2 separate regions of the Mus musculus genome follow, and region 1 is linked to region 2. The links are chromatin loops, found by intact Hi-C in ENCODE. Cell type or tissue: left cerebral cortex. All regions are shown on one strand.

What was found. A loop is a pair of places that touch in the nucleus more often than their neighbours do. Peaks named below come from ENCODE experiments on the same cell type or tissue, not always from the same donor. Only the 100,000 strongest peaks of a DNase experiment are listed, where the experiment ranks them.
Region 1: a loop joins it to region 2, with 3.0 times the contacts of the local background. A loop is called at or near these places in 3 of 42 quality-filtered maps.

The regions. Positions count from the first base shown.
Region 1 is chr16:95,969,122-95,974,121 of GRCm38, forward strand. No RefSeq gene overlaps it. Among named protein-coding and RNA genes, the nearest start is that of Psmg1, 19 kb to the right of the region's middle. In left cerebral cortex, no CTCF peak of the experiment used is centred here; a DNase peak (open chromatin) is centred at 1,959.
Region 2 is chr16:96,342,731-96,347,730 of GRCm38, forward strand. No RefSeq gene overlaps it. Among named protein-coding and RNA genes, the nearest start is that of Gm41510, 6.8 kb to the right of the region's middle. In left cerebral cortex, a CTCF peak has its summit at 2,610 (motif pointing left); a DNase peak (open chromatin) is centred at 2,596.

The DNA of each region.
Region 1 (5,000 bases), 370 kb before region 2:
CAACAGGCAGGTGGCTCTGTCCCCATGTCCTAAGAGTCTCTTCCTCTGTGTATGGAGAGGTCTGAAGAACCTCAGTCCCACTGCACCGAGGGCCTCGCTGTCCTGGCCTCATTGGACCTTAATTATACCTCGTCCTCAAATCCAGTCACCCTGAGGTTAGGAGATTCAACATAAGAGTGTGAGCCTGTCCAGCAGAGCTGATGAGAGGCTTGGACCACCAGCTGCCTGCAGGGACTCTGGGGAGGCCTTGTTGCCACAGGGAAGTCATCAGAAGACTGAACTCTGGCCCTCAGGCTCTGCAGTGAATTCCCAGCCACTTCGGTAGGGGCAGCAAAGATATCATAGTAAGTTTCCTACCCAAGATGGGAGGGTTGAGAAAGCAAATGCCTCATCAGTCGTAAAGAGCATCAGCTGTGACCCAGGTGCAGTGGCCACATCCCGAGAATTGTCCTTCTGAGACCCAAAGTGCCCGTGCATGAGTATATGATTGCTGAAAATTAAAAGAAAACTATGTCCACGGTGGTAGGAGGGACCTTGTTGGAAAGAGGGGGTGAGGAGAGGTGAGAGAGCGGAACGGGACTCCAAAGGACCAGATATATCCTATACATGAAACTGACGAAGGATAAAATCGATTTAATTGATTCTTCAAAAATAAATATATGTAAATGTTTTGTGATATGTACTCTGTAATGTTTATCTGTGGAGGAGGAAGTTAGAAATAGAATTGGACTTCCTGCTTGTAAAATGCACACATAAGTACCCAAAGAAACTCATCCCCTACTACAGAAATCCAGGTGGATCTTCCACAGCCAAGGCCTGCTCCTCTGCATCTTCACGCTTCCTCCAAAACCGAGCAATCACTAGTAACCATGTAGCACAGTCAATGCTAGGCTGTCTTAAAATCTGCCAATGACAGCAATCCAAAACTCTTCCATTTAGCCTTGGGCAGACTTTTTGGACAAAGACAGAAAGTAGCCACACTCTTTGCCAAAACACCACAGGAATGGTCTCAAGCTCCATTGCTACTATTGTTCCCCTCTGAAACCACTTGAACTGGGCCTCCACAGTCCAGGCGGCTCTCAGCACATCTATCTTCCAAGGTTCTACTAGTGTGGACCATTAAGCCTTATGTACAGCATTCAACGCCTTATGTTCCCAATCCAACATCCCAAAGTCCACATTCCTCCAACGAGCAGCATGGTCAGGCCTGTCACAGCAAAACCCAACCCCTGGTACCAACTTGTATCCTAGTAGCAGCTCTATGAGTGTGAATAGACACCATGACCAAGGAAACTTACAGAAGAAACAGTTTGTTGGGTTTCAGGTTAGTCCATGACCACCATGGCTGGGAGCTTGGCAGCATACAAGAGGCAAGGTGCTGATATTTTACCTTGTATCTGTCAGCTTGAGGTAGAAAGGGACAGACTGGGCCTGTTGCAGGCTTTTGAAACCTCTAAGCCCACCCCCCAGTGATGCCTATATATATATATACACACACACACACACACACACACACACACATATATATATATATATACCCAAAAAACATATGCATATACCACAAGCACAAAACCCTTTTTTTTTAATCTAAAATGATGATTATGTCTGAATACACATACAAAATGAAAGCCAAAACATACTCACTGAAGAAGAAATTAGACTGGTTCTTTACTTCCTATTTGAGATTAGGTGATACTGTCTCAGGAATGGTAAATGTGTTTGTGTTTTTCCACAATGCCAGAATTTACTGAATAAATGAGACTTTTAAAGTTGAATTGCGTTTCATCTGAGATCTTTGAGACAAACAAGTATGGGGGTGTTATGTGTGGGTTATTATGGGATGTGTTTGTGAGTCAAAGTTGGCAAGTTAGCTTTAGCCAGCAGCCTTAGAGTCACCACAGAGGGAGGAACCACAGCTGATGAACTGCCTCCATCAGTTTGGCCTGTGGCCAAGTCTGTGAAGCATTCTCTCAACTGCTAGCTGATGTAGGAAGGTCTAGCCCACTATGGGCAGTGCCATCCCTAGGCAAGTGGGCCTGGGCTGGACAAGAAGGTAGCCGAGCAGGCTGGAGAGATGGCTCAGCAGTTAAGAGCACTGACTGCTCTTCCAGAGGTCCTGAGGTCAATTCCCAGCAACCACATGGTGGCTCACAACCATCTGTAATGGGCATCCAATGCTGTCTTCTGCTGTGTCTGAAGACAGTGACAGTGTACCCACATATATGAAATAAATATGGCCAGAGCAAGCAAGGCCAGAGCAAGTGAGGCTGGGGGCAGGGGGGGAGATAGCTGAGCAAGCCAGGGGCTGTGAGGCAACAAGCAGCCTTCCTCCATGGCCTCTGCTTCAAACTCGTGCCTTGAGTTCCGACCTTGGTGTCCTGTGATGGACTGGAAGTGCAAGCCAAATAAATTATTTCCTCTTCCTGTTTGCTTTTGTGTTTATCACAGAGACAGAAACCAAACTATCACAGAAACGCACAAGATTCTGCAGTTTCAGTTATTTCAATGATAGCAAATTGCCAGATAACCACCTACCCCAGTAAGTTTGCTGAGGTGCATGCAGGTCCTATTATTATTCCTCATAGCATCAGTCAAAATAGCATGCGTAACTCATAAATTTATCTATAAGCACGTATGTGGTTTACAGAATGAGCACCAGTTAGAGAGGCTGTAGTGGGGTTTAAAACACTCTAGAAGTGGGCTGAGAATCTGTACTGGTAAGATGATCCAAACCAGTGCTGGGGGAGGGGAGGGAGCTGTGACAGGAGCTGCAGAGTCCAGCTGTGAGGGAAAAAGCCAAACGTGGGTCTGAAAAGAGAGAAGGACAGGTTCAGGTCCAGACAGGCCAATGGTGGACATCCAGGCAGTCAGGCATGCTACAGCTGAGGTCAGATCTGAGATGAAGCTCCCAGGAGAGTCAGGAGTTTCCTGTCTGTCTATCCCTGACGCATGCTGGGTGTCTTAGTTAGGGTCTTACTGCTGTGAACAGACACCATGAGACACCAAGGCAACTCTTATAAGGACAGCATTTAATTGGGGCTGGATTACAGGTTCAGAGGTCTAGTCCATTATCATCAAGGAAGGAACATGGCAGCATCCAGGCAGGGATAGTGCAGGAGCTGAGAGTTCTACATGTTCATCTGAGGGCTGCTAGCAGAATGCTGCCTTCCAGGCAGCTAGGATGAGGGTCTTAAAGCCCATGCCCACAGTGACACACCTACTCCAACAAGGCCACACCTCCTAATAGTGCCACTCCCTAAGCCAAGCATATCCAACCATGACACTGGGTGTGAGGTTGGTGAGGTTATGCCATCCTAGTGTTATATGTCCATCTTTGTATGGGGTCCAGTCAAGGGAGTTACACTCTTTTTCTTTCTATGGCATGTCTAATAAGTTCTTGGCTCTGATTTTCTAGATATGATTTTGATATACCCCACATGCCTCTACACTCTCAACTCACCCCAATACACCCTTTTCTATTGCCAGGAATAAATCATTTATCAGTCCATGATGTATGAGTGGTGTCTGCAGATAGTGCAGTTTATAGGTCCATCCAGGGACTGCAGTCATCATCCTCCCTCAAAGTGGAGTCTCCTAGGTCAAGGCACAGTCTAAAAATCACCATTTCATACAGTCTGGGCTCAGAGTAGGGGCCTGATCTCAGTAGGTCCCAATACTGAGACCTATTGAGGGTAGGGTAGGGTCAACATTAAAGACCTTGAAAGTAAAGGTTGGAGATGACCCTTCCCCGAACCTGGGTGTCTTAGTCAGGGTTTCTATTCCTGCACAGACACCATGACCAAGAAGCAATTGGGGAGGAAAGGGTTTATTCAGCTTACACTTCCACACTGCTGCTCATCACCAAGGAAGTCAGGACTGGAATTCAAGCAGGTCAGAAAGCAGGAGCTGATGCAGAAGCCATGAAGGGATGTTCTTTACTGGCTTGCTTCCCCTGGCTTGCTCAGCCTGCTCTCTTATAGAACCCAAGACTACCAGCCCAGAGATGGTACCACCCACAAGGGGCCCTCCCACCCTTCATCACTAATTGAGACAATGCCCCACAGCTGGATCTTATGGAGGCATTTCCCCAACTGAAACTCCTTTCTCTGTGATAACTCCAGCTGTGTCAAGTTGACACAAAACTAGCCAGTACACTGGGAGAACTGGGCTTTGAGGAATGCTGGAGGAGCATACAGCAGCGTCAAAGAGAACCATCAGGGCAAGCAGGTTGAGGTTTTTAGAGTGGGAGAAGAGACTGTGCTGGCTGACGAACCACAGAGTCCTGTGGAGAGACGTGGAATGAAGAGTTAGCTGAAGCATTCAGATATGTGTTATTTTATCTCCATGGAAAGTCTTCCATTTTGAGCTGTTTTGATATCAAGTCTCACTGTTATCAGTATAGATAAATGAACAATCTCACAGGTCACTACAAAGAGCTTGGACAGACATGTGGCTTATACCCAGCCTTCTCTCCACTGGAGAACATGCATCAAAATTCCTGAGTGTTCTCCAGACCTGGGCAACATCTGGAAGCCACATGACCACATAAGAAGCAGGGCGTTGGTCGATAATGTTGAAGCCCCACATTTGATGACATGGAGACATTCCACTTCGGAGCTTGGTCTCAGAGGAGAGTAAGCCCTGATGGTAATGGGAGTCCTCCATTTTGTACCAAGCTCAGAGGAGTTAACTGGACATGGTAGACTGAGACCTTAATTAGCAGGGTCTCCCCACAGGACAGCATGAGTCTTTTCTATTATAGAAGGTTTGAAAGACCCCGAAAGGAGTCCCTCGCTCAAGTCTCGGGACAATAGCAGACCCCCAAGAACTCACGAGAGACCAAGCTTGATGCAAACCACATGAGGCTTTATTTGGGTAAAGCCAGAGCTCTGGGGACGACTCATATCCCACACAGGGGTAGAGGAGTCGACCTCGAGGGGAAAGGGGTCCCAGTTTTTATAGGTCCTTAAGGGGGAAAAGAGAAGGGGGGAGTAGGGGAT
Region 2 (5,000 bases):
GGGGGAGGAGGAGGGAAGTGAGGAGGGGGGAGGAGGAGGAGGAAGAGGAGGGAGAGGAGGGAAGGGGAAGAGCCTGAGAAAGGCATGTGTAAGAGAGCATAAGGGAGTGGCAAGGAGAAGCAAAGACCTCCATGGCCCCAGACATATGAGAAACCCAGGGCTCCATCCATGTGTCTCTGCAGCCCCACAGCTCCACAGCTCCACGGCCCCACAGTCCCACAGGCCTACAGGTTCACAGTCCCACAACCCTGCAGTCTTGTAGCCCTACAGGCTCTCTGTAGCCCCACAGCCCTGCAGTCCTTCAGCCCCACAGGACCACAGCCCTCCATCCCTGTAGCCCCTCAGCCTCACAGGCCCACAGCCCCACAACTCCACAGCCCCACAGCCTCACAAACCAGCAGCCCCGCAGCCCCGCAGTCCCACAAGCTCACATCCTTACAGCTCCACTGCATGGACCTGAAGCCATATCTCAGTCACTGTTCTATTGCTGTGAAGAGACACCATGACCAAGGCAACTCTTACAAAATGAAGTATTTACTGAAACCTACAGTTTCAGAGGTTTTGTCCATTATCACAGCAGGAACATGGTGGCATGCAGACAGGTCCTGGAGCAGTAGCTGAGAACTTCCTCCTAATTGGTAGAGAGGGGCAGAAAGAATAGACCTGGGGTGGGCCTTATGAAAAGCCCACCCCTGGTTACATACTTCCTCCAATAAGGCTACACTTCATGATCCTTCTAATCCTATCAAAGAGCTACACTGCTAAGCATTTAAATATGAGCTTATGGGGCATTCTTATTCAAACCATGACAAGCTCCATAGCTCCACAGCCCCACAGCTATCATGGTCCTACGACCATCCAGGGGAACGGTTGGCACAGCTGGAGCGCATGGTCCGCCACTCCAGCTTCCCCTCATTCACTACTACTGCATCAGAGTCACCTGTGTGGTGGAGTGTTATCTTCCAAGAACAGTAACTACTGCTGTGAGCAAGGGGAGGGCTCCTCACGATGTCCCCTGAGAGTTTGTCACCGTACCCTGTTCTTCCCAGTCAACTGTGTCTAATTCTGCCCAAACTGCAAGTGACCTCGTGCTCTCAGAGGGTGGACTGTGGAAGGTGGAGGGAAGGACTTTATTTATACAGCTGTGGGGAACATCATGTTGGGGTAACATGTTCCGAAGTATGGTTGTTGGCATTTAGTCTAGACTCCACTCCACAGTTACCTGGCTACAGCCAGGTGTGCCTGACTCACTATAAAAGGGGCTGCTTGCCCCCTCCTCACTCTCTTTTTCTTGCTCTTACTCTGTCCCCTTGCTCCTGTTCCCTCTCTCTTCCCATCACCCCCCCCCCCCCATGTGCTCATGACTGGCCTCTTCTCCCCCACCTCCTCTGCCTTTCTTTGTCTCTACTACCATCTCAACCCTCCTCCCCATGCTCTGAATAAACTCTATTCTATACTACACCAGCTTGTGGCTGGTACCACAGGGGGACCCATGCTTCAGCGTGGGCCCACAGAGTCACCCCCTTCTCCTATACCATTCCTTGCCTCTACCAAACATGTCTCTGGTCTCTCATCTTTTTATAAAACACAACAGCGGCTGCTTTGGGGTTCCCTGTGTCCTATAAATAATCCCAAATCCATGATGTTTAAGTAAGTGCAATAAATTTTGGTGGGATGGCGCTTTTGTTGTAGAAATTGTTTAATTCCAACCCAGGGTTTGTATCCTGCCTTTGACCATTTAGTTCCCTGATAACACACACACACACACACACACACACACACACACACACACACACAACCTTTATATTTACAATAAATAGCACAAGAGCTGGGTGGATAACTACCCTCTATGTTATTAGAGCCTACTTTCTATCGCTCACCCTGAATTATTACTTACTATTTACTACGTTTCATCTGGGGTGCTCCTAACTCCAGTTGGCCAGCCCTCAGGGCCATGTTTTTATGGCTTACCTAACCCATGGCGGCTTCCTCCTCCCTTCACCTTCTTTCCCCCTTGTGATCCCCCTCTGATCCCAAGCCAGTGAAACCTAAACCCCACCTATGTGTCTTCTGCTGAGCTATTGGCTGTTGGCATCTTTATTTACTAATTAGAAATAACTTGGGCAAGGTCACTTAGCTTTTAAGGGCAGACTCTCTGTCTCTGGGGCAACCAGTCTTGGAGACCCAATATTAGCATTAGAATATAAGCAGGATCAGGCCAACCTAAGCTGGGCTTGTTGCTGCCTTGTTCGGGCATGGGGGGGAGCAGGTGTTTGTATCTCCCCAGAAAGAACTTCACACAACACCCCTAAATATGTTTCCTGAAGACTTCTTCCCAAACACTAGAATCCCGGTAAACGAAATACTATAACCTGCCTTCAAAACTCGTCTAAATGTTCTCCAAAGGCATGCCCACCCTCCCTAAGGCCTCCTGCTGTTCCCTCAGGTCCTCCCTTCTTGGTCCCTGCGCCAGTGTCTTTCAACACCGTGGAAATTCCTGTCTGTAGCTTCTTCTCATGCACGGGCCAGCTCAGCTGTCTTGAGTGTGTCTGTGCACTCAGGCTGGTTATCTTACAGCTCTGGTTAGTGAGGTCTGTCGCCACCTAGTGGCCGTCTAGGGTGAAAGGGGAACTCGATCCAGAAGAGAGGTGGGTAGTGGCATTTTCTTGCCTGCTGAAGAAGTAGCGTCACTCATAAAAGCACCAGGAGGCTCAGAAGATCCCCGACACAAGTGGGATTTGAAGCAGGATGTGGAAGAAGGCGAGATTCATATTTGCAGACTGACAAGCAATCAGCTGTGAAAATACCCACCAACCCATATGGACTCATGTTTTCCCCACGGTTTCTTTCCCTGCCCACAGGAAACTGCCCAACCCCTGTTGCACTTGCGTCTTGTGGCTGCTTGTCCTCTAGGCTGCCTGGCCAGGCCACTGCAGTTGGCCCAGAGATGGGGCTTCATACTTAGATGGGTGCATTAGAGTCCCCTTTATAGAGATCTAAACACAGGACCTGAAGAATGAAGCCAGGGAAGTGGAGAGATGGTATTCTGCACAGTCATGAAGACCCCAGTCTCACCATTCTTCCTTCTTCTCATTCCTTTTCCTTCTCCTGACCAGAGAGCCTGCATCCAGTCTCTTATTTACTAAAGCTACACCATCAAGGGTTTCACTATTGTTAATATTTTTTGAAATCCTTAAATTTATATAATATTTCTATAAATCCCAGGTCATTAGTTCCAATTCCTGCTTCCTTAAAACAGAAACTAAACACAGAGCAAAAGCATGTTTCTCTATGGTTTTTACACAGCCTGTTCTTCACAGGTAACTGGGCACAGCTCTTGCGGTTTCCTGGTACAGCAGACAGCAGTCTTTAACAGCAGTAACTGTTTTCATGTAAGAACAGAAAGGTGACAGACTACTAGGGTTTAAATAAGTTCTTACAAAGTTTTAAATTTTATGTAAGTAAAGCAGCAGGCTTTCTCTAATATCTCTCTAGGAACTGTCGTCTTCAATCCTTCAAGAAACTAGGAGGACAAAATACTCATGTTTTATACGCTTGTACATCATGTTTTAATTCTCTAACCTTTGTTTCCTATCCTGGCAATTCTGGGGTCTCATATACTCTTCTTCTAATGCTATTTGTTTCTACATCATATACAAACCTTCCTCCTGTAAAATAAACCCATCATCATTGCTCGTTTTCTATAGATCCCTTCTTTTCCTATCCATGCCTTTTCTTATTGAGACATTTTAACTCTCTGTCCTTGATGTCCCCAAGGTCACCCTGGCTAATTAATGCAGCAGTCATTGGACTGAAAGGCACATGTATCTCCTCACGATTCCAAGTTTTAAGGCCAAGTCTCACAACGAACTATTTCTGCAGCGAACTGTTTCTACAAAGGACCATGTAGGCTTCTATGGCCTCTGTGGTTATGTCGTTTAGATTCTTTCCCATGGCCTTAAAGGCCAAGCAGAAGGCCTGTTCCTCATCCTCCACAGCCTCATGTCCACCTCCATTCCTCATTCCTGAGAACTGGATCTGTTTATTATGGAGTGATTAGCTCTGAGTAATGGAGAAAGCATATTCCCCAGAAAGCAAGATTGAAAGTAATATAGAAAAGACAGTATATCAGTTTCAGGGCAACAACACACTTGGGGATCAATGGCCTGGCAATGCTCTAGGGGCGGGAACTGTGTCACCACACCTCCCAACACACACACACACACATACACACACATTTACACGCACATACACATATGCACACATTCACACACACACACTCACATACCACATACACACACCACAACACATACACACACTCACATACACACACACATGCACACACTCACATACCACACACACACACCACAACACATGCACACACTCACATACACACACACATACACACACTCACATACCACACACACACACACACCACACCACACACACACACACTCACATACACACATACATTCACACAATACACACACTCACACATTCACACTCACACACACATACACACATGCTCACACACCACACACACATACACACACATACCACACACACATACACACACATTTACACGCACATACACACATGTACACACTCACACACACATAACACACATACCACACACACACACACACACACACACACACACCACACACACTCACATACACATACATACACACATTCACACACACATACACACACTCACACACACATATACACATACACACTCACACACACACCACATATACACACACACTACACATACATACACACACTCACACACACACCACACAAAAATACACACACACATACACACACACATACACACAGAGTGAGAGAGAGAGACTGAGAGAGAGAGAACGCTACGCTGCTTCTGGCATGAACTGAAGTCCTCTTGAGCAATGAAGAAGATTCCAAATTGAGACTAATCCTGAGCCATAGGTGACATTCATGAATAAAACATTAGTACTGAAGGACCTATTGCCACC